3 separate regions of the Homo sapiens genome follow, and all the other regions are linked to region 2. Evidence: read pairs that join two places in POLR2A ChIA-PET (ENCODE). Cell type or tissue: MCF 10A. All regions are shown on one strand. Each heading gives the region's core, and the rest is flanking DNA. Links, peaks and the distances in the headings are about the cores only.

Region 1 (10,924 bases), core at 3,356-5,855, 260 kb after region 2:
TCTTTTCTTTTTTGAGATGGAGTTTTGCTCCTGTCGCCCAGGCTGGAGTACAGTGGTGCCATCTTGGCTCACTGTAACCTCTGCCTCCCAGGTTCAAGCGATTCTCCTTCCTCAGCCTCTCAAGTAGCTGGGATTACAGGGATGCACAACCACACCTGGCTAATTTTTGTATTTTTAGTAGAGATAGGGTTTTGCCATGTTGGCCAGGCTGGTCTCAAACTCCTGACTTCAGGTGATCCACCCGAAGTGGTGGGATTACAGGCGTGAGCTACCACACCCGGCCAATTTTTTATATTTTTAGTAGAGACGGGGTTTCACCATGTTGGCCAGGCTAGTCTCAAACTCCTGACCTCAGGTGATCCACCCGCCTCGGACTCCCAAAGTGCTGGGATTACAGGTGTGAGCCACCGCACCTGGCTGAGACTGTTTAGTTTCAGAGGCTTCAGTTGTTCACCTAATGATCCCTTTTTCAAAGTAGTTGTTTTTGTTTTATTTATTTTTTCAAGACAGGGTCTCCCTCTGTCACCAGGCTGGAGTGCAGTGATATGATCATCGCTCATTGCAGCTTCGAACTCCCTGGCTCAAGCAATCCTCCCACCTCAGCCTCCTGAGTAGCTGGGGCTACAGGCATGTTCCACCACACCCAGTTAATTTCTACATTTTTTGTAGAGGTGGGGTCTCACCATGTTGTCTAGGCTGGTCTCGAACCCTGGGGCCCAAGTGATCCTCCTGCCTTGGCCTCCCGAAGTGCTGGGATTACAGGCGTGAACCACCGTGACTGGCCTCAAAGTAGTTGTTTTAAAATTCAGAGTCTCCTTTGGGCTTTTTTCTTTCTTTCTTTTTTTGAGACAGAGTTTCACTCTTGTTGCCCAGGCTGGAGTGCAATGGCGTGATCTGGGCTCACCGCAACCTCTGCTTCCCGGGTTCAAGCGATTCTCCTGCCTCAGCCTCCGGAGTAGCTGGGATTTCAGGCGTGTGCCACCCCACCCGGCTAATTTTTTTGTATTTTTAGTAGAGACAGGGCTTCTGCATGTTGGCCAGGCTGGTCTTGAACTCCCGACCTCAGGTGATCCGCCCGCCTCGGCCTCCCAAAGTGCTGGGATTACAGGCGTGAGCCAGCTCACCCGGGCTTTGAGCTCTTAAATGCATAGTGAGCCCTGCCTTTGCCCAGCCCTGGCCAGTGCTAAGAACTTTACATGCATTGCCTCACCTCATCTGCACAGAAGAGGGTTTCTATTAATATTACTATCCTCATTTTATTGATAAGGAGCTGAGGTATAGAGAAAATAAAAAGCGCGTCCAAGGTTACACATTCGGTAACTTGCTGGGGAAGTTTTGAAGCCAGACACTCGGATGCCTGCGCCCACATTCTAAACCACTTTGCTCGATGGCTTAGCGTTCCTGGGAAAATGGAGAGGCAGGCACCATTGTCATTGTGTGGAAAAACTCAAGTCACAGACAACTTAAGCGGCTCTGAAGGCCACAGGGCTGTTTTCTCTGACTCCCGTCCCGAGTTTTAGAAGCTGCAGTACAATTATTCACAGACATTTCTTTCCTCTTCCCTCACTGCCTCTCCAGACACTGTGTCCCTAGGATGTTCCTTGTTCGGAATCCAGCCTCATCAGCCATCCCACGGCCCGACAGAAGCATCCTGACATCATCAATCCACAAGAGACCAAACGTCTGCTGAGCCCAGAATGAATCAGACAAGAGAAAGGTTAGGCGGCCAGGGGGAGCTAAAAGCCCCTAAAAGTTTAAAGAGATCCTACCAAATGGGTGGTTGGCTCCCACAGAGATTAGTTTTAATCAATTATTAAGCAATAGTTTAATATTTTAAGAGTCTGCTCAATCACAGAGAAATGAAAACATTTCATGACTTTTTTCCCTACATCTTCCAAAGCAAAAAATGTAAAGCAAGTGTACCTCCAGTGACACATTTTTAAAAAATTCTTTCTATTGAAATAATGGAATGTCTTTATTTTTTTTTAACTTCTTTTGTATTTGCCACACAGCCTGGCCTGAGTGGGTGCTGACCAGACACTCACTGAGCAGATGGGGTCCTGACTGCCTGAAGCTGGAGCACCCTGCTTTGTTTGGGGAGGTACCATAATGCCCTAACCTGCTCCTGGCTACTAACCATGGTGCCACAGTCTGTCCTGGAAGCCTCTGGAAGCTGGACACATGGGAAAGTCTCAGCATCTCCACTCTTTTCCCCACTCCCCCAGCCCCCACTTTCAGAGCCAATAATTTAGGAACTGGGAAGCAGCTGACAGAGGGCAGTGGGAGAGGGAAGGGTTAAACACTGTTCCCATCTACACGATGAACTCTGAAATAAGAGAGGTCCTGGACTCCCATTTTATGCTGCAATTAATTCTCCCTTTGGAGTCTGATACAATGTGCCTTTTTCCCTCTGTGCATCCATCCATGGATCCACCTACCCACCCATCCATCCACCATCCATCATCCGCCCATCCCTCAATCCATTCACCTATCTATCCACCAATCCACCCATCCTTCCACCCAGCCATCTATCCACCCATCCCTTCATTCACCCTACCATCAATACATTCACCCATCCCTCCATCCACCCATCTACCCCTACCATCCATCATCCCTCCATCCACCCATCCCTCCATTCATCCACCCATTCACCCATCCCTTCATCCACCCATATATTCATCCATTCATCCATCCATCCATTCATCCCTCTCTCCATCATCCATCCACTCCTCCCTCTATCCACCTATCCACCATCCCTCCATCCACACATCCACCCATCCACTCATCCCTCCATCCACCTATCCACCCATCCCTCCATCCACTTATCCATACACACACCCATCCACCCACCCACCCACACCTCCATGCCTCCATCCATCCTTCCATCTACCCATCCACCCATCCCTCCATCCACCCATCCCCTTATCCACCCATCTATTCATCCACTCATCCATCCATCCACTCATTCCTCTCTCCATCATCCCTCCACCCCTCCCTCTATCCATCCGTCTACCTATCCACCATCCTCCATCCACACATCCACCCATCTACCCATCCCTCCATCCACTTATCTATACACACAACAATCCATCCATCCATCCACCCACCCCTCCACCCCTCCATCCATCCTTCCATCTACCCATCTACCCATCCCTCCATCCACCCATTCACCCATCCCTTTATCCACACATCTGTTCATCTACTCATCCATCCATCCACTCATCCCTCTCTCCATCATCCACCCACCCCTCCCTCTATCCATCCATCCACCTATCCACCATCCCTCCATCCATGTATCCACCCATCCACCCATCCCTCCATCCCCCTATCCACCCATCCCTCCATCCACCTATCTACCCATCCCTCCATCCACTTATCCATACATGCTCCCATCCATCCGTCCATCCACCCCTCTACCCCTCCACCCATCCCTCCATCCACTTATCCATACATGCTCCCATCCATCCGTCCATCCACCCCTCTACCCCTCCACCCATCCCTCCATCTACCCATCCACCCATCCCTCCATCCACTTATCCATACACACTATTCATCCACCCCTCCATCCCTCCATCTATCCACCCATCCCTCCATCCACACATCCACCCATCCACCCCCCATAATCCAATCACCTCCTACCAGGTCCCTCCCTTCACACGTGGGGATTATGGGGATTACAATTCAAGATGAGATTTGGGTGGGGACACAAAGCCAAATCATATCACCCACCTACCCATCCACCTACCCACCCACCCATCCACCTACCCACCCATCCATGTAACAACATGTACCAGGGGCCCAGCTCTAAGCCAGGTGCTCAAGGATTCACTGTCTGGAGCAGAGACACACCTGGACCCCTACATGCCATCCAGGGTGCTGGGTGCTAAAGCAAAATGTCCTCAAGGTATGTTGAGCACAAGGAAGACAAGAGCCCCTCTGTGGGGCAGGTGGCCCTGACAGAGAAGGGTCTCTTCACTCAGTTCAAGAATACCACATAGGCAGACCAGCTGAGGTGTGGGGCAGAGGGAGTGAGACATGGGCCCTCCAGCCTGGGGCTTGTCTGTTCCAGCCCCAGCACGCTCTGCCCTTCCAGTATCCACTTTCCTCTCCTGTTAAATAAGGACGCTCCAGCCTTTGCCTTGGGCCATGCAGCGTGGGGTCACCTGGAAGCGGTCTGCACACTGGGCAGGCCCCAGCATTTCCTAGCTGCCCCTGTCTTCCTGGGGAAGCACATGGGTGGGGGGAGCAAGGCTACGAGGCCTTCCTGCAGATCATTCAAATGCATTTGCTGCATCCAGACCACGCCATGCCTTCATTAATGGAGACCTTCAAGATTGCTCTGTTTGCCTCAAAGCCACCCACTCTGCAGTGACGTCCGATCCAAAGTTTTTGCAAAGTTTGCAAAGTTTTCAGAAATGGGCCAGCACTTTAAACTCCAACTGCTTCTGCCCAGAATTTTCTCTTCCTCCACACAGCTGCCCCCAGACACCCCAGCTTCCATTCACGGTGAAGGCCTTGCCTCGCAGCAGTAACGTAAGAACCTGCTTTTGGGTTTTCTGAACTCCAAGCCTCACTAACCAAGGGGCACTTTATAATTGATTTGCCTCCATAAAATTCACAAGTGACTAATACACCCAAGAATTCCCAAGCCGCTCCTGGCTATGAGTTCCAACGTAATCCGTGTGTGCGCTGTCTGCGTCGGACGTCACCGCAGAGTGGGTGGCTTTGAGGCAAGAGCCGTGGTGCAGGAACACACTGGCAGAGCCCGGGCAGAGCCTTTCCTACATCTTTTGGTTTCGATAACAGGGTTTGCTTTAAGTCTTCAGCCAGGGGACCTGTATATCCTAAAGACAGTATGTAAAATATTTATTAAGAAGAGTATCTATTTTTAACTAGGGATGATTTCAGTTCTATTATTCATGCAGCCTCGGAGGGCAGGCTTCATGCTTGTCTGCTTGCAGGAGACGTGAAACAGAGCAGAGGCGAGTCTGAAATCAGAGACCAGGGCCTGGGGGAGGGCAGCGGGGGATTCCGAGCAGGAGAGGTGGGAGCCGTAGTGGATGGTACCTGCCTGGTTCCAGCCAAACCTCCACATTCGGGTCACTCTGTCTCTGAGATGTGGTGAAAGCTTTGGCTTCATTTTAAAAACAAAGTTATCTGCACCCCCTGCTAGTCCTTTTGAGGCTCCTCCTCTAGAGACGCCTCGGCGTGTAGGAGTCACCTGAACAACGCCCCGTGCAGCCTGTGGAGCCCAGGATAAGGCATCCCATTAAAGACAAGCACCTGCTTCCCGGCAGGCCCCACGCTGACAAGGTCTCAAAAAACAAGCTGGAACCTGTCAGAACCCAAAGAGAACACACTCAGCTACCCGCTGAGCCGAGAGCCATGGCGGGTGTCTGGTGAAGGTGCCAGGGTGAAGACCTGCTGAGGGACAAGGTTAGGACACCCTCTGCCCCCTCGAAATTTCTGTGTGTTTGTTTTTTTTTTGAGAGGGAGTCTTGCTCTGTCACCCAGGCTGGAGTGCAGTGCGTGATCTCGGCTAGCTGCAAGCTCCGCCTCCCGGGTTCACACCATTCTCCTGCCTCAGCCTCCCGAGTAGCTGGGACTACAGGCGCCCACCACCACACCCGGCTATTTTTTTGTATCTTTAGTAGAGACGGGGTTTCACTGTGTTAACCAGGATGGTCTCGATCTCCTGACCTTGTGATCCACCTGCCTCGGCCTCCCAAAGTGCTGGGATTACAGGCGTGAGACACAGCGCCCGACCGCCCCCTCGAAATTTCTAAGTACAAAGCTGCCGAACATCTGGGCACCTACAGCAGGAGCCTCCTGCACACCGAGTGGAGGTGATGACCAAGGGTGCTGAGGGCAGGAGGACCAAAGCTGAGTCCTAGATCACTTGGAACAGCCTTGGGACCCGGAGGCAGTCCCTTCACCCTTCTTAGCCTCTGTATTCTCAACTGTAAGTGGGGAACCCCAGAACATGCATCTCCTGGGAGGTTACGCATCACGGAAGACGCTCTGCCAGGATATCCAGTCCCTCCGTCTGCAAATAAGGAGGCGGGGGAGGGAGGGAGATGGACAGGCAGGGGGACATTCCCATTTGGCGCCTTCTGTTCCACACACACTGTTTCATTTGATTCCCTCCCATGCCTCTGCATTTTGCACTGGAGATGAGGGCTCAGTCCCCAGAGACCCCGTTCCTCCTCACTCACACCCGAGACAGCTTCAGAGAGGCGGGTCCTACCAGGGTCAACGTCCTCACAGGCAATGACTCTCCTGGGGATGGCAGCCGGTGCCTGCTGACCACGCATCCAGAGTCTCCTCCTCTCTGGGCGCCCCTTCTTATTTCGGGAGTGGGCAGATCGGGAGCCTCCCCACAGGCAGCCCCTGGGAAGCACACTCTGGGCCTGGCGCCCAGACTGCAGCTCCAATTCCTTCCTTGCCAGCCTGACCTTGCCCGGTGGAATCAGAGCAGCTGATGAGGCGGGGAGGGAAGGAGGCCCACGCCCAGAGGTTCCAGAACCATCAGGGGCACACACTCAGAAACCAAGGAGGCACGGACCGGAACATGTAGGTCAGCGCCAGAAGGCCCCGTGTGAAACCCAATTACAACCTGCCGGCAGGAAGGGAGCGTGGTGTCCTCAGACCTCGGGGAAGGTTGCGGGGTCAGCATGGCTGCAGTCAAGCTGGCTCTGCTCACCCTGGCATGCAGGCTCTGGGGCTCAGATCCCTGAATGGGCTGGCCATGGCCACCTGGGGCCCCCTGACTCCATGGAGGAGAGCAGGAGGGGGCAGGAGGGAACAGGAGAGGGCAGGAGGGGGCAGGAGGGGGCAGAGCTTCTCTTCCCTCTTAGGGCTGCCTGGGGAGGGCCAAGGAACGCGTGTCCTGTTCTGGGGGCTCCCTTGCTGGCCTGTTCTGCCCCCCTCCCTCTGGCCTCTTTGCTCTTGCTCCTGGGAAGCACACAGCTCGAGCAGACCCACAGTGCAGGGGTCACCACGCTCTCAGCCTGGGCCTCAATCTCAAACTCAAGGCCAGCCCACAACTCCCCCCAGACCTCCCCACCCTAGCATGGCTCTCAGGTATCCTCAAGGAAACCCCCGCCTTTGCTGCTCCTCACCCAGCTTCGGGCACTGCTTTCTGATTGGCCTCCCATCTCCCACTCCCTTTCGTCTTTGCCGCTCCTGTGACTCTCCTGGCCACAGCTCTCGCCTGTGCCCTCACTGCTCCCAGGTTCAGCGGCTCCCCACAACCTCTTGAAAACACACATGGAAAGTTATTCTGTCTTGGAGTCACAAGGTCACATTGCGGGGGCCTTGATAAAGATCTGTCCGGTTCCATTTGTTTATCATGAGCATGTATTTTTTGCTTTAAAAAGGATAGTGTTATTCAGTATAAAAGTAATCAAAGAAAATGTGCCTGTAGCCATTTTTAAAGGAAGGAAGGAAGGCGGAGGCGCAAGGCTAGGTGGGCAGCTGTTGGAGACGTGGCCTGGGGCCCCACTCACCCTCTGAGCCCTCTTGGATTCAAGCCTGAGGGGTCCACCTCATCCAGCCTGATGCCAGGCCTCCAGCCATGCCTCCCACCTCCTCCACCCGGCGGAAGCTGAACCCACTGGGGAACTTTGCCACCTGGCCCACGTTCAGTTTCCACCTTTGAGCTAGGATGAGATCAGACTCCCTGCCAGGGGTGGGAAGCAGGAGCCTCATCTGGGTTGGGTAGGAGATGGCGAGGCCTTACAGGCACATGGGGTGCTCACTGAGTTCTGAGCTCCACACACAGACCTCTCCCCTGACTGCCTGCGAGGTTTGAGTTCCGGGCGTGACAGAGCCGAGGGCTATATGTCTGGCAGCCCCCAGGGCTGGTGCCAGCGGCTCTGAGCCCAGCACCCAGGAGTAGATAATCACCATCTCTCATCTGCACACTGGAGACCAAGACCTTGTGCCACCCGTCCAGGGACACGGCCAGCACACAGCAACAGGACTTGAACCAGGGTCAGCCTGGCTCCAAATTTGAACTGCAACTGTTAGGGGTGCTCCGCCCGGGGCACATTGCCAGGCACCCCCGTCTGTTTGCAGCCCAGAGAGTAAGAGGCACCTAACCCAGAACCGGAGAACTCCAGAGGCTCCCCTCCCGCCCTGCTCTTGGCCAGTGAGGGCAGCTTGCAGCACGCCAGGGCGCTCCCAGGTGGAAACGCCACATGAAGCCTACTAATGGCCAAGTTCCTGCCTTTATTTATGTCCCTCTGCGGAGAGGCTTGAGGCTTCCCAGCAGCAAAACACTTTAAAAACGATAAAGAGACGCTGGATCCCGACCACAGGAATCCTGGAGGCTGGAGACACTGAGCCATAGCTGGTGCCCAGCTTTGAGGACGGCGGCCTCCCGAACTGTGGCCAGGAAGACAGGCCGGGCTCCCTCGGCCAGGGGAGGAGGGAGGAGCAGAGGGAGACAAGAAGACAAAGCCAGACCCCACGCACGCCCCGGCCGGCCTGTGTCGGCACCACCACGGTGGCCCGGAAGTCTGTTACGGGCGACATGCCATGCTTTGCATAATTCCACTCCTACAGCTCCCCAGCAATCCTGAGTTTTGTTCTCGCGCTATTTCAGATACGGCCACTGGTGTTCAGAGGTTAATGTGTGCAAGGACCCACAGCAGGCGACCGGAGCAGCCAGGATCCAAACCCAGGCACGGTGGGGGAACTGCGGCCTTAGCCGTGACGCAGCCCGGCCTTATGGCAGGCGAATTCCTGTGATGCTGCCCCAGCACACACTCACATATACACACAACACACACATATACACACAACACACACACTCACATATACACAACACACACACAGAGGCACACTCACATATACATACAACACATACATATACACACAACACACACACACAGGCACACTCACATATACACACAACACACACACACAGGTATACTCACATATACATTACTCACAGGCACACTCACATGACCACATCCTCTTCCTATACACTCACACACATGCTCACAAACACAAAAAAACACTTTTTTTTTTTGAGACGGAGTTTTACTGTTACCCAGTGCAGTGTCGTGATCATAGCTCACTGCAGCTTCAACCTTCCTGTCTCAAGTGATCCTCCTGCCTCAGTCTCCTGAGTAACTGGGACTATAGGCATGCATCACCATGCCCAGCTAATTTTTTATTTTTTGTTGTAGAGACAGACTCTCGATATGTTGCCTAGGCTGGTCTTGAACTCCTGGGCTCAAGCAGTCTGTCCACCTCAGCCTCCCAATTATACACTAGGATTACAGGCATGAGCCACTGTGCCTGGCCCCACATCCTCTTTCTATACACGCACACACAAACACACACACACAACCATGTCCTCTTTCTACATGCACAGACACACAACTACACTCTGTTTCTAAACACACACACACACACGCCACCTCTTTTTCCAGTGACCTATCTTTGCTTCAGACACCAGCACCTTGGAGGCCTCCAGCTACAGACTCACCTGCTCGAGGTGTTGCTTGATAACAGCTGAAACAGCTTCCTCCATCAGCCCAGGTTGTCAGTTGCAAGGAGCAAAACCTACCTGTGGTTAACTGAAGCAGAAGAGGGAGTTGACGGAAAGGTAGTGGTTGCCTCAAAGATGAAAGAGACTCCAGGAGAACCGAGTTTGGGCAGGACTTCCCCAGGCTCAGGGACGTGAAGGCAGAAATGCGCCCCTGAGAACACTGTACCCCTCAGGTGGTCAGGACCCAGGCGGCCATAGGTTTTGCTGCAGTAACACACAGGCTTGAGATACCACCTGCTCTAAGCGGCAGCTGTTCTTTCTGGTTCTTTCCCACAGTAGGTTCATCGTGGATCAGCAGGAGGCCTCCTTCCACTTCATCACCTAGGGATCTAGCCACCATGCCAGAGGGAAGAGAAAGAGCAACTGGGGGTGGGGGGTTCTTAAGGCTCCCGATTCAATGAGCTCTGGACAGGGGCGAGGGGCTGGAGATTGAGTTGATCACCAACTGCGGATGATTTAATCAAGCACGACTGTGTGATGCAGCCTCCGTAAAAAGCCCTAAACATGGGGTTCAAAGAGCTTCTGGGTTGGGGAACAGGTCAAGGTGCTGGGGAGGGCATGGAAGCTTGGTGCCTCTTCCCCCGTATCTTGTCCTATGCATCTCTTCTTTGTGGCTGTTTCTGAGTTGTAGCCCTTATAATAAACCAGCAATAGTAAGTAAAGCACTTTCTTGAGCTCTGTGAGTCATTCTAGTAAACTGTTGAACCTGAGATGGGGGTTATGGGAACCCTGATTTATAGCCAGTCAACCAGAAGAACTGGTGACAACCTGGGACTTGTCATTGGTGTCTGAAGGAGGGGGCAATCTTGTGGGACTGACCCTTAAATGTGAGGTCTGTGCTAACTACAGGTAGTCAGTGTAAGAATTGAAGTGAGTTGTAGGCCACCCAGCTGTCTGGAAAGTTGAAGAACTGGTCGATGTAGGAAAAAAAAAAAAAACCCTCACACATTTGGTGTCAGAGTGTGAGTAAAACTAGTTCAGAATGGTGATGACACTCAGCTGGGCATGGTGGCTCATGCCTGTAGTCCTAGCACTTTGGAAAGACAAGATGGGTGGATCATTTGAGGTCAGGAGTTCGAGACCAGCCTGACCAACATGGTGAAACCCCATCTCTACTAAAAATACAAAAAATTAGCTGAGCGTGGTGGTGGGTGCCTGTAATCCCAGCTACTCAGGAGGCCAAGGCAGGAGAATCACTTGAACCCAGGAGGCGGAGGTTGCAGTGAGCTGAGATCACGCCACTGCACTCCAGCCTGGGTGACAGAGTGAGACTTTGTCTCCAGAAAAAAAAAAAAAAAAAAAAAGAAGGAATGGTGATGACCCTCCTTTGGTGCATCCATCACAGCTCATGTCTTCCAGAGA
Region 2 (10,924 bases), core at 3,352-5,851:
CTCCCAGGAAATGAAGCAGAGACCCTATGGATGCAGAGATGCGACGGACAGCGTAGGGCTGCCTGTATCTTTCAGATTCGCTCTCTTCATTTTGTTTTTCATCTGTTTATTGCATTTTTCCCCTGGCTCTTTAAGGCAAACATTTAATTTTTCTTGTTTTTTTAATCTTTGTTTTCTGACTAAATGTATTAAATCCTCGCCTGCTTTGGCTACATACACCCCACAAACAGCAAATGTGCTATTACTAACATTTGGCTGTGAGTATTTTATCAGTTTTAAAGTATTTCCTCTTTAGAAATGCAAATCAAAACCACAATGAGATACCATCTCACACCAGTTAGAATGGCAATCGTTAAAAAGTCAGGAAACAACAGGTGCTGGAGAGGATGTGGAGAAACAGGAACACTTTTACACTGTTGGTGGGACTGTAAACTAGTTCAACCATTGTGGAAGTCAGTGTGGCGATTCCTCAGGGATCTAGAACTAGAAATACCATTTGACCCAGCCATCCCATTACTGGGTATATACTCAAAGGACTATAAATCATGCTGCTATAAAGACACATGCACACGTATGTTTACTGTGGCACTATTCACAATAGCAAAGACTTGGAACCAACCCAAATGTCCAACAATGATAGACTGGATTAAGAAAATGTGGCACATATACACCATGGAATACTATGCGGCCATAAAAAATGATGAGTTCATGTCCTTTGTAGGGACATGGATGAAATTGGAAATCATCATTCTCAGTAAACTATTGCAAGGACAAAAAACCAAACACTGCATGTTCTCACTCATAGGTGGGAACTGAACAATGAGAACACATGGACACAGGAAGGGGAACATCACACTCTGGGCCTGTTGTGGGGTGGGGGGAGGGGGGAGGGATAGCATTAGGAGATATACCTAATGCTAAATGACGAGTTAATGGGTGCAGCACACCAGCATGTCACATGTATACATATGTAACCTGCACATTGTGCACATGTACCCTAAAACTTAAAAGTATAATAATAAAATAAAATAAAATAAAATAAAATAAAATAAAATAAAATAAAATAAAATAAAATAACAAAAGAAGTCATACGGTCAGGACTTCAAGTTAGTTAAAGAGATTTTAGGTTTCTCTGCTATATATCAATAATCAGTTTCTAAAAAGACATCTATAGTAGCTATGTGCTTATATAAGTCAATTTTCCCTGTTCAGGTTGATGTCAGGATGAAACAATATGTATAAAGAGATTAGTTATTGGGATTAATGTCAAAGTTCTACAATGAAGTCAAATAAATGTGTAAGTGTGTACATGTAAAAAAAAATAAAAAATATAAAATATTTCCTCTTTAATCCAAGGATTTTAAGATTTTAGTTTTCAGACTTTTGTTAAAGCTGTCCTTTCGTTACTGAGTTCTAGCTTCATTGCGTGTGGTCTGCCACGGAGTTCACACGATGCTGATTCTTCCGGATTAGTAAAGCTTTCTTTGTAGTCGGGCGCATGATTTATTTTTGTGAATGGTCCACATATGTCCACATTCCCTGTTGGATGTATGGTCCTGTGTGCCTCTGTGAGGTCTGGCTAATTAATTCGGTGACAAAAGTCGTATTTACGTTGCTTCCTTTGTCTGTACTTGGTGTCTCTGTATCTAAGCACACTTCTCATTCATCTGCTTCCATCCACACTTCAGCTCCCATCTTATCTCGTTCGAGGCCACGTTGTCAGGTGCACACAGTCATCATCAGTATATACCTTCCTGCTTTCCTGTTCGTTTTACCACAATACAACATTTTTCTTTGCCCCTCTCAATAATTTATCTCAGCTTCTGCTTTAAGTCATATTGGGACTGGCCACCCCAGCTTTCTTTTAGCTCGTATTTCTCTTTTTCATCTTCTGATTTCCAACCTTTGAAATACATGTTCTTATTTTTTATTATTATTATTTTTTTTTAGAGACTGGGTCTTACCCTGTCACCCAGGCTGGAGTGCAGTGGCACAATCACAGCTCACTGCAGCCTTGAACTCCTGGGCTCAACTGATCCTCCTGCCTCAGCCTCCCGAGGAACTGAGACCACAGGCATAAGCCACCATGTCCAGCTAATTTTTAAATTTTTAGTAGAGACAGGGTCGTGCTGTTTTGCCCAGGCTTAAACGTTTTGCTTTAAATCTGTGTCTCATGGACAAGAGACTGCTGTATCATGATTTTAACCAACACAAGAATCATGGCCCTTTGAGAGGTGAATTCAATTCGTTTACAGTTACAACTTTATTTCAAAACATTTTAGCCATCGTATCTCACACTTTCTATTTACTAAGCCTGTCTTTTCTCCTTTTCTACGTTTTTTTTTAGAGAGAAGAAAATGTTATTTCCTAGATATTTAAACTTTGTCTCTGCCTCTCATGTTTCTCCCCTTCCTTCTAGCTCCATCCCTTTGGTGGGAACTCCTCAAACAAGCTTCTCAGCTTCCTGGTTTATTCTTGGCTCTATCCATAATGTTGCTTTTCAATCCATCTCTTCAATTATTTCACCAATTATATTTTTTATACTTAATGCTTCCAACTGGTCTTTCTTCCTGTTTCTTCTTCATATTTCCAATTGTCTTTTATCACTTTTATTTATTATTGGATTACTTCTCTTTTCACAAGGGCGGTAGGACAAACTCTTTCTTTCCACCCTCTTATTTTCCATCTTTCTGAGCCCCAGACACAGCACAGCAGGCCATGCCTATCAAGGGCAGTGGGAGGAGAGCCGAGTGCCCTCAGCCTTGCCTGCACCCTGGGGCCCTCGCCAGCTCCACTGTCTCCTCCGGCCTCACCCCTCACCCCAGCCCCCAGTGGGGACTCAGCCATCTCAAGGGACCAGCAAAGTCTCCGGCTGTGCTGCTGAGTGGGCTCCCTCCAGGATCATCAATCTCACTCTTTCCTGCAGCACCCGAGGACGGGGTTCAGCCGGGGAGTCAGCAGCCCGTGCCCCTCCATCTGCTTCAATTCCCTTTCTTACCGCATCCATCAGGTGGTTTTTACACGTCATCTTTTAAAACGGGAGCTCTATTACAATACATTATGATATTCATCTTAATTGAGTATATGTCAAGAGACTGGAACAGTGAGAGAACACTGTCTTGTTTGGGGAGAAAAAATATTTTCCTCTGGAAACGGCCTGGAAGCTGCCGCGGGGACTGTGTGAGATCCATGATACTGAGGCTCTACTTGGAAACGTCATAAAGCCGTTTCTCCAGACGCAAATTCCAAATTAAACTTGCCTACGACTAAGGTCTAAGATACAGAGTGGGATACTACAAAAGAGCATTTTATTCAATAATGTGTCCCGGTTACTTCACCCTCTGGGAGGACCAGTGAGCTCCTCTCCCTTCGCACATATGCAGGAAGACAAAGTCATCGGACTGTTGTTGAAAGGAAGCGGCAAAAGACCCGAGAGCACTGAACGGGCAGAAGAAAGTGTGTTCTCTGGCAAAGCAGATGTATTTTAGAAGACTCCTTGGAGAACACATGGTTAACTCTATCATCAAAACCACAAGAATTTATGTTTCTAAAGGTAATTCTGAATGATTCTTGGTTGAGTCATCAGGAAAAAATACGAAGCAAATGTCACAGCAAATGTCTGAAATGAGACAGGCACTGCAAACCACTTAGCCTGGCCAGACAGAGCCACGCTGAGCCTCCACCCAACCTGCGCGCCAGGAAACCCATGCATCTTCCGTCTCCTGCGGGCAATGCAGGAGCGAAACTTTCCACGCTGACAAATACACGTTAATGCTCTATCATTAACATTTATAGTCCTGGAAATCCTTCAACTTAATTGAAAGAAAGGAAGTAAGTTTTTTGACCTCTATTCAATCCAAAATAATGTTTATCATTTTCATTAATAGACAATACTAGTGCATGCAGCACAGTGCAATAGACATCAATCTGTTTTATAGCAAGTCCCACAGCAAATGAAGTCCCACTGGGTTATAATTTTCAGTAGTATACAAATAGACGCGTAATAAATCTAAAATGATATTATGCCACTCAATCAAAGAAGTAGAAAACAGCCAAGGGAAAAAATATATTTTGGATTCTTACAGTGTATTGATGTATATGGTGAGTAAGATAATCATTTATGTGGAAAGTAATGTCATTGCTCATTTTGGAATTATTGAAATCAGTTTCCAAAAATGAAAAAGACAGGCAAAAATGAAAAAAAATTAGAGAACAATGTCTTCCAACAAGTTCATCATCAAATAAGATTCATAAATACGCTTGCCACCAAGTACACATGTACACATTTTGTCCAAATGAAGCAAAGCTGTATGTTGTTTACCCAGCACACCGCATTCTGTAGCAGCTGTGCCAGCATAATGAGGGCAGCGTGCTTAGAAACCGTTTCTCTTATTTACATAGTAAAGGGAGGGAGGGAGGGAATCCACCTTCCCGAGCATCGCCCTTCTCCAGGTCACCTGCAGACCGGCAGACACGCACAGCCGTCATCTGCAGCCCAATCCTAGTTCCCTTTTCTGGAGCAGGAAGTGCCAAGCTATAGCTCCTGGGCCAAATCTGGCCAACTGCCTGTTTCCTTAAAGAAAGCTTGACTGAGGCTGGGTGCGGTGGCTCGTGCCTGTAATCTCAGCACTTTGGAAGGCTGAGGCGGGCGGATCACCTGAGGTCAGGAGTTTGATGCCAGCCTGGCCAACATGGTAAAATCTCATCTCTACTAAAAATACAAAAATTAGCCAGGCGTGGTGGTGGGCACCTGTAATCCCAGCTACTCGGGAGGCTGAGGCAGGAGAATCGCTTGAACCGAGGAGGTGGAGGTTGCAGTGAGCCGAGATCACGCCACTGCACTCCAGCCTGGGCAACAGTGAGACTCGGTCTCAAAAAAAAAAAAAAGAAAAAAGAAAAAAGAAAGCTCGACTGGAACACAGCCATGCTCATTTGTTTATATATTGCCTGTGGCTCTTTCGTGCTGCAACAGCAGACTTGGGACTGTGTGGCCCGAAAAGCCTAACCCAAGTGCGTCTGCCCCTTCACAGAACCAGGTCTGCCGACTCCCATCAGAGTGCCAGGCTGAACCTTCCCACCCGCATACTCCTGGCGCCTAAATCCCAAAGCCCTACGCTCCGGCTAAATAAAACATGGAACTTCAACATAGTGAAATATAAAATGATACTTACTAAGAGTCTCTAATGATCTAGGGCAGGGAACTCTAGTATAATGCGAAGGGTTAAGGATATGAAATCGTAAATTCTGTCCACTTACATCAGTGCAAAATGTACATGCACAGAAAAAAGACCAACAGGCAATACATCAAAAAGTGAACACTAGTTGTCCTTAGATGGTAAAATCTTGGATGATTTTTTTCTACTTTTAACTTTTTAGTAATTTTCTGAAAAGAATGTATCTTTCATTTTTAATTAGAAAAATTGACTTTTCAAAATGAAAAAATAAAACTAAAACCCTAAAAACATACGTAATTACTGTCTGACAAACTATCTCACTCTTCCATTAAAAAAAAAAACCCTGGTGGTTTTTAACTTAGCTCACACAAAACTACACATTTCACTTGATAATTCTTTAATGAATATAGTCCATTACCACTCACAGGCCATAGACACCTAGCAAAATGTCATGTTCAACCTAATTTCAGCACTTCAATATGGGAGAAAGCAGTTTATTGTAAAAGAGCCGCCACCTGAGACACCGCTCAATTGTTCCAGGCAGTGGTTATCTGATGACCACTGTCTGCCACTGTGGCATATTGATTTCAAAGTCCCTCTTATGGTAACTGTATCAGTTTGTTTTTCACTGCACTTCCTACTAAATGCTTACTTTTAAAAATCTGACTATGTCCTAACTCCTACAAGGATTTCAGGGGCTACTGGGATGACACATCATGCCTTGGTAGAGAGAAAGCACATTCCCTACTCAGAGGGCAGGCACCCATTTTAGAAATAACGAGGCCAGCAGCCCTCAGAGTGAAAGCATACTTCTTTATTTTACTTTTTTTTACAGATGGGGTTTCCCTGTGTTCCCAGGGCTGGTCTCAAACTTCTGGGCTCAAGTGATCCTCCTGCCTCGGCCTTCCAAGCAGCTGGGACTACAGGACGCACTGCCACATCTGGCCCAGGCGTCTTTGGGAGTGCACAGCTGTGCGCGGAGGGAAGCCAAGTCCTTCCCACTCATGGCAGAAAAACAAAATGCCTGAGAGAAACCCGTCAACTAGATGAAGTGCACTGGGTTTAGTGACAGGTAGCTGGAGTGGGGCGGCAGGGAAGGCACAGGAAGGTAGCGATGTCATTTCCGGTTCCCCTTGTGCTTTGTCTTTTTTCCTCCTTCCTTCACTGCTCCCCCACCCATCTGCCTGAAAACTTGCAAAAATGCCCCAGAGGGTCGCACCAAATACAGTATCCAGCCCAGAGCCTCTGGGCAGAGTCTAAAGGCAGAGCTGGTGTGGTGTTGATTCTGGAGTCAGGGGGCACCAAAGCAGTCATGCAGGAAACCGGGAGCGGGGACGGGAACATGGGAGAAATGAGGCCTGTTTCTCGGCAGTGTCCACTGTGCGTCTACAGAAGCTCCAGCCTACAGGCCCCTGGGTGATTTTCTATCTTTCTGCCCTAATCTTTTACCAGCTCAAGACCGCACTGATATGATAATGGCCTAATGGTCACCAAGGTCTCCCTATCATCACTTGGATCCTCTTTCTAAAACACGGTTCTGATGAAGTCATTTTTCTACCCAAACAGCTTCAGGGGCTCTCTTGTGCCAGAGTCCCAGGAGAAGTCAAGGTCCTCTGGGCAGCATTCAAAGCACCCCACAATGGACTTGGACTTCAGTCCACTCTCTGAGCTCAACCGCACTCCTGACGAAACCTTCCTCTCAGGTTCCACCTCCTCCAAGCAGCTTTCTCAAACCCTGTGGCCCTTAGCCATGGTTCTCTGTCCTCTGGGAACACAACAGCCCTTGGTGCCATAAGGTCACTTGGTCTTTGATCACACATTGCCTTGAAGGGTTCAGATTTTCATCTTGCATGAAGCATCCATTGAAATCATGAATTTTCAAGCCACATCTTATCTCCTCAACCAGAGGAGACATTTGTTGAGGGCAATATGCTTCTTAGGATCTCCTATAGTGATTAGCATGGGTCTTATTACATACACAGTCGGGACTGAATAAATTAGTTTTTGGGCAATGAATGGATGAACTCCTGAGTCAGGTGGACCAATCTCTTCCTGGGGTAACGTGAAATGGGCACTCATAAGCCTCTTTGGACAGGGATCAGACATACAGTACAGAGAGTTAAAAAGAACACTCATAAAGGTGAGAGGCTGCTGAAGCCCTACAATATCCTGGAAGACTACAATGAGGGGCGCATAGGAGGCCGTGGGAAAGGACAGAGGTGGGAAACAGAAAAGCCAGGAGATGCAGAGAAGAGAAACAGAGGCCCCAAAAGACCGTCTCTTCAGCAGTCTTAAAAAGAAAAGATAAATGTTTCAGGTGATGGATATCCCAGTTACCCCAATTTGATCATTAATGCATCGTATACAGGTATCAAAATATTGCATGGACCCCCCAAATATGGACAACTATGATATATCAATTTACAGAATACAAAAAATTGTCATTTTAAATTACCCAGTCTGTTGTATTCTGTTATAGTAACCCAAAACAGATTAAGACAAACAAGAGAAAGTAATGCGAAAGGAGAAACAAGCAGAAATAGAGGTAGGCACACTGTAACGTGTGCCTCATAAACTGGTACGTGAAAAGAGATCTGCGTTCAGAAAGGACTTCGACATTACAGAGCAAACAAACAAGGATGGAGAGCAGTTCAGAAACAACGTGGCGTCAGGGAAGGTGCCCTCAAGAGGGTCTTCCGCCTCACTGGATGTGCTGAGGTCGGAGGTCTCCCATTAATTTCTGGTTGGCACAAGCCCTCTCAGTTGGAGGGCTTCCAGCTTTCCCAATTTTGGGGAGTGCATTTCCGAGATCTTCAGGTATTTTCAGCTCTGCCATATTCTTGTTCTCTCAACACGGGATGCCCCCAGTCTGCATACTGGGGCCTCTATTTCCCTTCTCTGCATCTCCTGGCTTTTCTGTTTCCCATCTCGACCCTTTCCCATGGCCTCCTGTGAGCCCCCACTGTAGTCTTCCAGGCCATTCATTTGGCTCCAGCAGTGTCTCTCCTGCTATGGGTCCTGTCTACTGTGTTCTTTATTTCAAACATTACAGTGCACCTACCCCTATTTCTGCTTTGTTCTTCTTTTATAGTACTTTTTCTTGTCTGTCTGTCTGTTTTGTGTTGCTATAATAGACTACGACAGACTGAGTAATTTATAACAAATTTTTTTTGTATTCTTTAAATTGATATATGATAGTTGTATGTATTTTGGGGCTCCATGTGATATTTTGATCCGTGCATACAATGCGTAATGATCAAATCAGGGTAACTGGGATCTATCCAACTCATACATCACCTCAAACATTTATCTTTTCAAGACTGTTTTTTCTACCTCTCAGTGCCTCTTTCAGCAACATGAAGCTAAACTGGGTACTATGAGCGCTCACCTAATTTTTGGTTCGTATGAAGGTGCTTTCTGTGTGTGCTGATAGTTGTTACATTGGTATCCTTGCTGCAGGAAGACTGGTGGAGGCTTCTATTCCACCATCTCACTCCACCTTCTATCTTTTGTGTTGGGGCCATTACAATTCTTCTCTCCAAGCTATTTTGAAATATCCAATAAATTATTTCTGTTAACCGTAATCTCCCTACTCTACTATGGAATACTATAACTTATTCCTCCTACTTAACTGTATTCTTGGACTTTTCAAGCAGCTTCTCTTCATCTAAGTAAAGAAACTTCTTTCTTACAGTTCTGGAGACTGGGAGGTCCAAGGTCAAAGAGTGGCATCTGGCAAGGACCTTCTTGCTGTGCCATCCCATGGCAGAAGGTGGAAGGGCAAGATAACACAAGGGGCTGGGCTTGCTTTTATCACAACCTGCTCTCACATAACTAACCTACCCCTGTGACAGTGACATTAACCTAAATGTGAGGGCAGAGCCCTCATGATGCAATCACCTCCCAACACTGTTGCGTGGGGGATTAAGTTTCCAGCACATACATTTGGGGGAAGGCATTAAAACTGTAGCATTGTTCTCACATCTTGTTACAGGTGTCTTCCTTTATTTCTTTGATTGTATGTATTACACTTGTTTTACAATAACCCTGGTTCAGCTTTCTCTCTGCGTAGTGGCTGTGCTACTCAGGTGTCTAGTTTTGCCAAGTGAGCTCTGCTCCGCTGGGTGCAGAGGACAGTGGCCCTTTCAGGCTAAGTCTGCATCAGCCAGGTAAGGTGGGGGTACTGGCTGGACAGCAGAAACACTGCAGATCCCTCTCTGCTGCCCCCTCCAGACAGCTCCTCTCCCCTCTTTTTTTGTTTCTTTTTTTTTTTTTTTTTTTTGAGACAGGGTCTTGCTCCGTCACCCAGGCTGGAGTACACTGGCACAATCTTGGCTCACTGCAACCTCTGCCTCCCAGGTTCGAGCAATTCTAGTACCTCAGCCTCCTAAGTGGCTGGGAATATAGGCATGTGCTACCACATCCAGCTAATTTTTTTGTATTTTTAGTATAGACAGGGTTTCGCCATGTTGGCCAGGCTAGTCTCGAACTCCTGGCCTCAAGCAATCTGCCTGCCTCACCTTCCCAAAGCATTAGGGTTACAGGCATGAGCCACTGCACTTGCTATTTTTCTATTTTCTTTTTAGAGACAAGGTCTCCCTATGTTGCCCAGGCTGGTCTCAAAACTCCCGCGCTCAAGGGATCCTCCTGCCTCAGCCTCCTAAAGTGCTAGGATTACAGGTGTGAGCTACCACACCCAGCCCTCTTCCCTTCATCTCCAACTATTTTGGGGTGAGTAACACTAAAAGGAGGTCTCTCCCTGAATGGAAACCTGTAGCCCTCAAGTTTGGTGGGGAGGCCTAGGGACAGTTAATGTGAGGGCTGCGCTGCAGTCACCCCAACATCATGAACCCCCAGCCCTGGGGTCTGGGATCAATTTGGACTTGGCTGCAGAGGCAGAGCAGGAAGGCCAAGTTTTCCTCCCCCCTCAGGCTGCCCTGCCCCTCTGGCCCCTCCCAGGGTGTCCCTGGGGGCCCTTACTTTGCTGTGCTGTTAGCTCCCCGTGTCCGCCCAGGGCTGTGGGTGAGAAGGCAGGAGACTTGTCTAGAGTGTTAGGCCATCTTGACAGAAGCCTCAAGAGTGTCCTCGGCCGACAGCACGGTGTCTGCTGCACAGCTGCACCATTCGCACGGCACCTCAAGGGAGAGGTATTTATCTACTAGCCGGTAACAGCCACGACATATAAGCTTTTCAGCAAAACATAAAATGGGAAAGGAGATATTAAAGACTGGCAAGATGGTCTAGGGGAGAATATTGGATTTGGAGGCAGGAAACACACATATCCCACTGTGCGTTCTGCTGGGGATGTTGGGGCTGAAATGCGGCTTCTACCATCTTGGAATATCACACACATTTCTTCAGTTATGTTCCCGACGGCTATAACTTAAAAAGGATGGAGACAGAAAAATCATGGCTCTTTTTTCATTGCTAAAAATACATTGAAAGATTACGCTTCAACTCAAGCAAGGAATTAAATGACTTCCTTTTTCATAACAGCCTTTTCTTCCCCTGAAAGAAAGTCCAGTTTCCAGTATGACCTATCCTGGTACTAAGACGCCTCCGCAGTGAACAAAGGTAAGGAGAGGGTGTTCTTGGAAATCGCAAAGCAGTGAGCTGCCCACGAACAGATCAGAAGGAAGAAGGATCTTGAGCTCTCAAAGAGTAGAACCCAAACCTCCACCTGGAATCCCGAATGACACAAAAAGAAGGCGGGGACACTCATGTCTGTCACGTGGGCTCCTGGGACCAGG
Region 3 (2,500 bases), core at 1-2,500, 290 kb before region 2:
TGAAACCCCATTTCTACTAAAAATACAAAAAGCCGGGCTTGGTGGCAGACGCCTGTAATCCCAGCTACTTGGGAGCCTGAGGCAGGAGAATCGCTTGAACCTGGGAGGCGGAAATTGTGGTGAGCTGAGATTGCGCCACTGCACTCCAGCCTGGCAACAGAGTGAGACTCTGTCTCAAAAAAATACATAAATACAAAAAAACAAAACAAACAAAAGAGAAGATCCCTCTGGCTGCTCAGAGGAGACTAGATTTTAGCCAAGGGCCCTGGCGTATGCTGGGAGACCCATCAGAGGCTCTGGGATGTCAGAGGGGAAGAGAGGCATGTGCTACGCAGGCCTCTGATCTAAAGGGACGGGGATGCTGGAGCAGAGAGGCACGTACCACGCAGGCCTCTGTCCTAAAGGGACGGGGATGCTGGAGCACAGCAGCGTTAGCACTGAGCTAAACACTCAGCAATGAACCAGGAGCCTGGACACTTTAACTCCCAGGAGTGCCTGGGAGCCGGGGCAGGGAGGCCACACCGGGAGTGGGGTGAGATAGGTCTGGCGCCCAGGAGAACGTGAGCCAGAGACAATGCCTGAAGAGTTACCAGCAGAGAGGAGAATGCTGGGACCTGGTGCGCTCTCGGCAGCCTGGTTCAAACTGACCATGCAGACCGGGACTGGCGGTGAAGGCGGTCGGGAAATGCTGCCGGATGCGCGTTTCTTGTGATGAAATCAAGCAGAAGGGGGCATCAGCCAAGTGAGGAGGATGCGGCCGACTCTAGTGTTCTGGTGTGCGTGTGCTCATGTCTGCATGCACATCTGTGCCCATGTGTGCATACACACATGCATGTGTGCATGTGTGTCCACGTGTGCATGTGCACATTTGTGTGCGTGTGTGTGCTGAGCTGCAGCATCAAGCATGTTTCTCACCCTGTGTGACACAGGTATGAAAACACTACCACGGAGGTGGGCGTGCCAGAGCAGACCCCTTGCTCACAAGAGCCCCACGCGCTTGGCTCCAGGACCATGACCCCCACAGGCCCCCGGGTGGAAGAGGCTCAACCTGAGCCCTGTGAGCTCCACTAACATCCTGAGCAGCAGGAGAAACAGGCCAGGAGCCACCCAGGGCCAACCACGGCGGGTCAGCACGGCGGCCATGCCTACCGCATGACGCACGGGGCAGCACCAAGGTTTCGCTTCCTTAGTGCAGCAGCTGAGCTCACACGGAAGGAATGCAGGAGACAGCGGGCAGGGAACAGCCACCAGGACACCTGGGCACGGCCCTGCCTCCATCTGCAAGAGAGGGGCGGCGGCCGGGACACGCAAGTGCTGCTGTCCTGGCCCGAAGGCAATGGCAGAGGCATCGATCCCACTGAGCCAACATTGTAAGGGGGGACTCCCCTTCCCGGGCGGGCGGAAGGGCCAGTTCCTCCTTCTGCATCTGCATCCAGCCGCTGGGCCAGCAGAGAGGCCTTCTGTGGAGCCCTGCCTCAGGCACGCACTGTAGGTGCCACCCACCCCTCCTCCGGGTTCCTCCCTCTCCCAGGAACCACGGGAGGAGCCCAGTGGCCCCTGAAGAGCCCAGCCCCTCTGCTGGGAGACCATCTCCAGTCAGGCGTCTGGTCAGGCGTCTCTCTGAGCCTCCGAACCAGTCCATCCCATTATCCTAGAACACAGGCACGGGCCATCCTGACCCAGTGGGCCCGTGTGGAAGTCCCCAGCCTGAGGAGAGCCCACTGTGGGGCATACACTCCAGTCCCGCCTCCACTTCCACCTCCGGCTCCCCTAATCAGGCCAAGGTCCTGGTCCGGGGGCCCATAGCCAACAGGCACTTTGCAGTGCCTGGGGGTCCCCAGGTGGGGGCAGGGGAGCCAGTGACAGGCAGCTCCAGCTCTTCCGGAATGAAAACCAACAGCAGCGGCCCCAGGTGGAAAGAACTCTGTTCTCAGCCACACCGACGTGGCTTTTCCGAGTCACTGAGCGAGTGTATCTTTTTGCAGGATGCCACCAGGAAGGAGCTGAGCTCAGACGCCCAGACGCCCTGACAGTGCTGGGGCAGGGGATGGGGAGGAGATCGGGAAAGTCTGTGGGCTTTAAAAGGGGAAGGGAGCTTGTTTCTTATCAACACCAAGAGGTGCAAAAAACCCAGAAAAACCTAGGCCAGGAGAGAGAAACCGCACAAGAAAATAACCTCAAGCCCTCAGAGGCGCCACCCCCACACGGCGGCTCTGAAGTGAGTTTGAAGCCCAGCTGTCCACACTGAGGGCGCTCAGGGACACGCTGTGCCATCCTCAAGACCACAGCAAAACTGAGAGACTCCTGGGGGGCCACAGGCACAGAGAGAGCTCCCCAGGGGCCCACGTTCTGTGACCCCATGCCCCCCTGCCAGGACAGAAATCCTACACCATGAGCAACCACCACACTCCTCAAACTCCAGGACCTGTGCAGTACAAACGCAGCCCGGCGCGTGCAGAGCTCTGCTGTGCCCCCGGCGACCACGCACTGGCTCCCTGGG

The links. ChIA-PET counts read pairs that join two places held together with the same protein. Peaks named below come from ENCODE experiments on the same cell type or tissue, not always from the same donor. Only the 100,000 strongest peaks of a DNase experiment are listed, where the experiment ranks them.
Region 1: POLR2A ChIA-PET joins it to region 2 with 5 read pairs; 3 of 35 experiments call an interaction of 5 or more read pairs at or near these places.
Region 3: POLR2A ChIA-PET joins it to region 2 with 5 read pairs; 1 of 35 experiments calls an interaction of 5 or more read pairs at or near these places.

Annotation. Positions count from the first base shown.
Region 1 is chr17:80,495,952-80,506,875 of GRCh38, reverse strand. No RefSeq gene overlaps it. Among named protein-coding and RNA genes, the nearest start is that of NPTX1, 25 kb to the right of the region's middle. In MCF 10A, for the core only: no CTCF peak of the experiment used is centred there; DNase peaks (open chromatin) are centred at 4,685 and 5,275.
Region 2 is chr17:80,754,271-80,765,194 of GRCh38, reverse strand. The region is part of intron 6 of RPTOR (regulatory associated protein of MTOR complex 1); the gene reads right to left. Among named protein-coding and RNA genes, the nearest start is that of RPTOR, 210 kb to the right of the region's middle. RefSeq lists enhancers at 3,617-3,666, 2,962-4,161. In MCF 10A, for the core only: no CTCF peak of the experiment used is centred there; DNase peaks (open chromatin) are centred at 3,534, 4,474 and 4,984.
Region 3 is chr17:81,049,095-81,051,594 of GRCh38, reverse strand. The region is part of intron 1 of BAIAP2 (BAR/IMD domain containing adaptor protein 2); the gene reads right to left. Among named protein-coding and RNA genes, the nearest start is that of BAIAP2, 15 kb to the right of the region's middle. RefSeq lists an enhancer at 2,049-2,098. In MCF 10A, for the core only: no CTCF peak of the experiment used is centred there; DNase peaks (open chromatin) are centred at 194 and 1,244.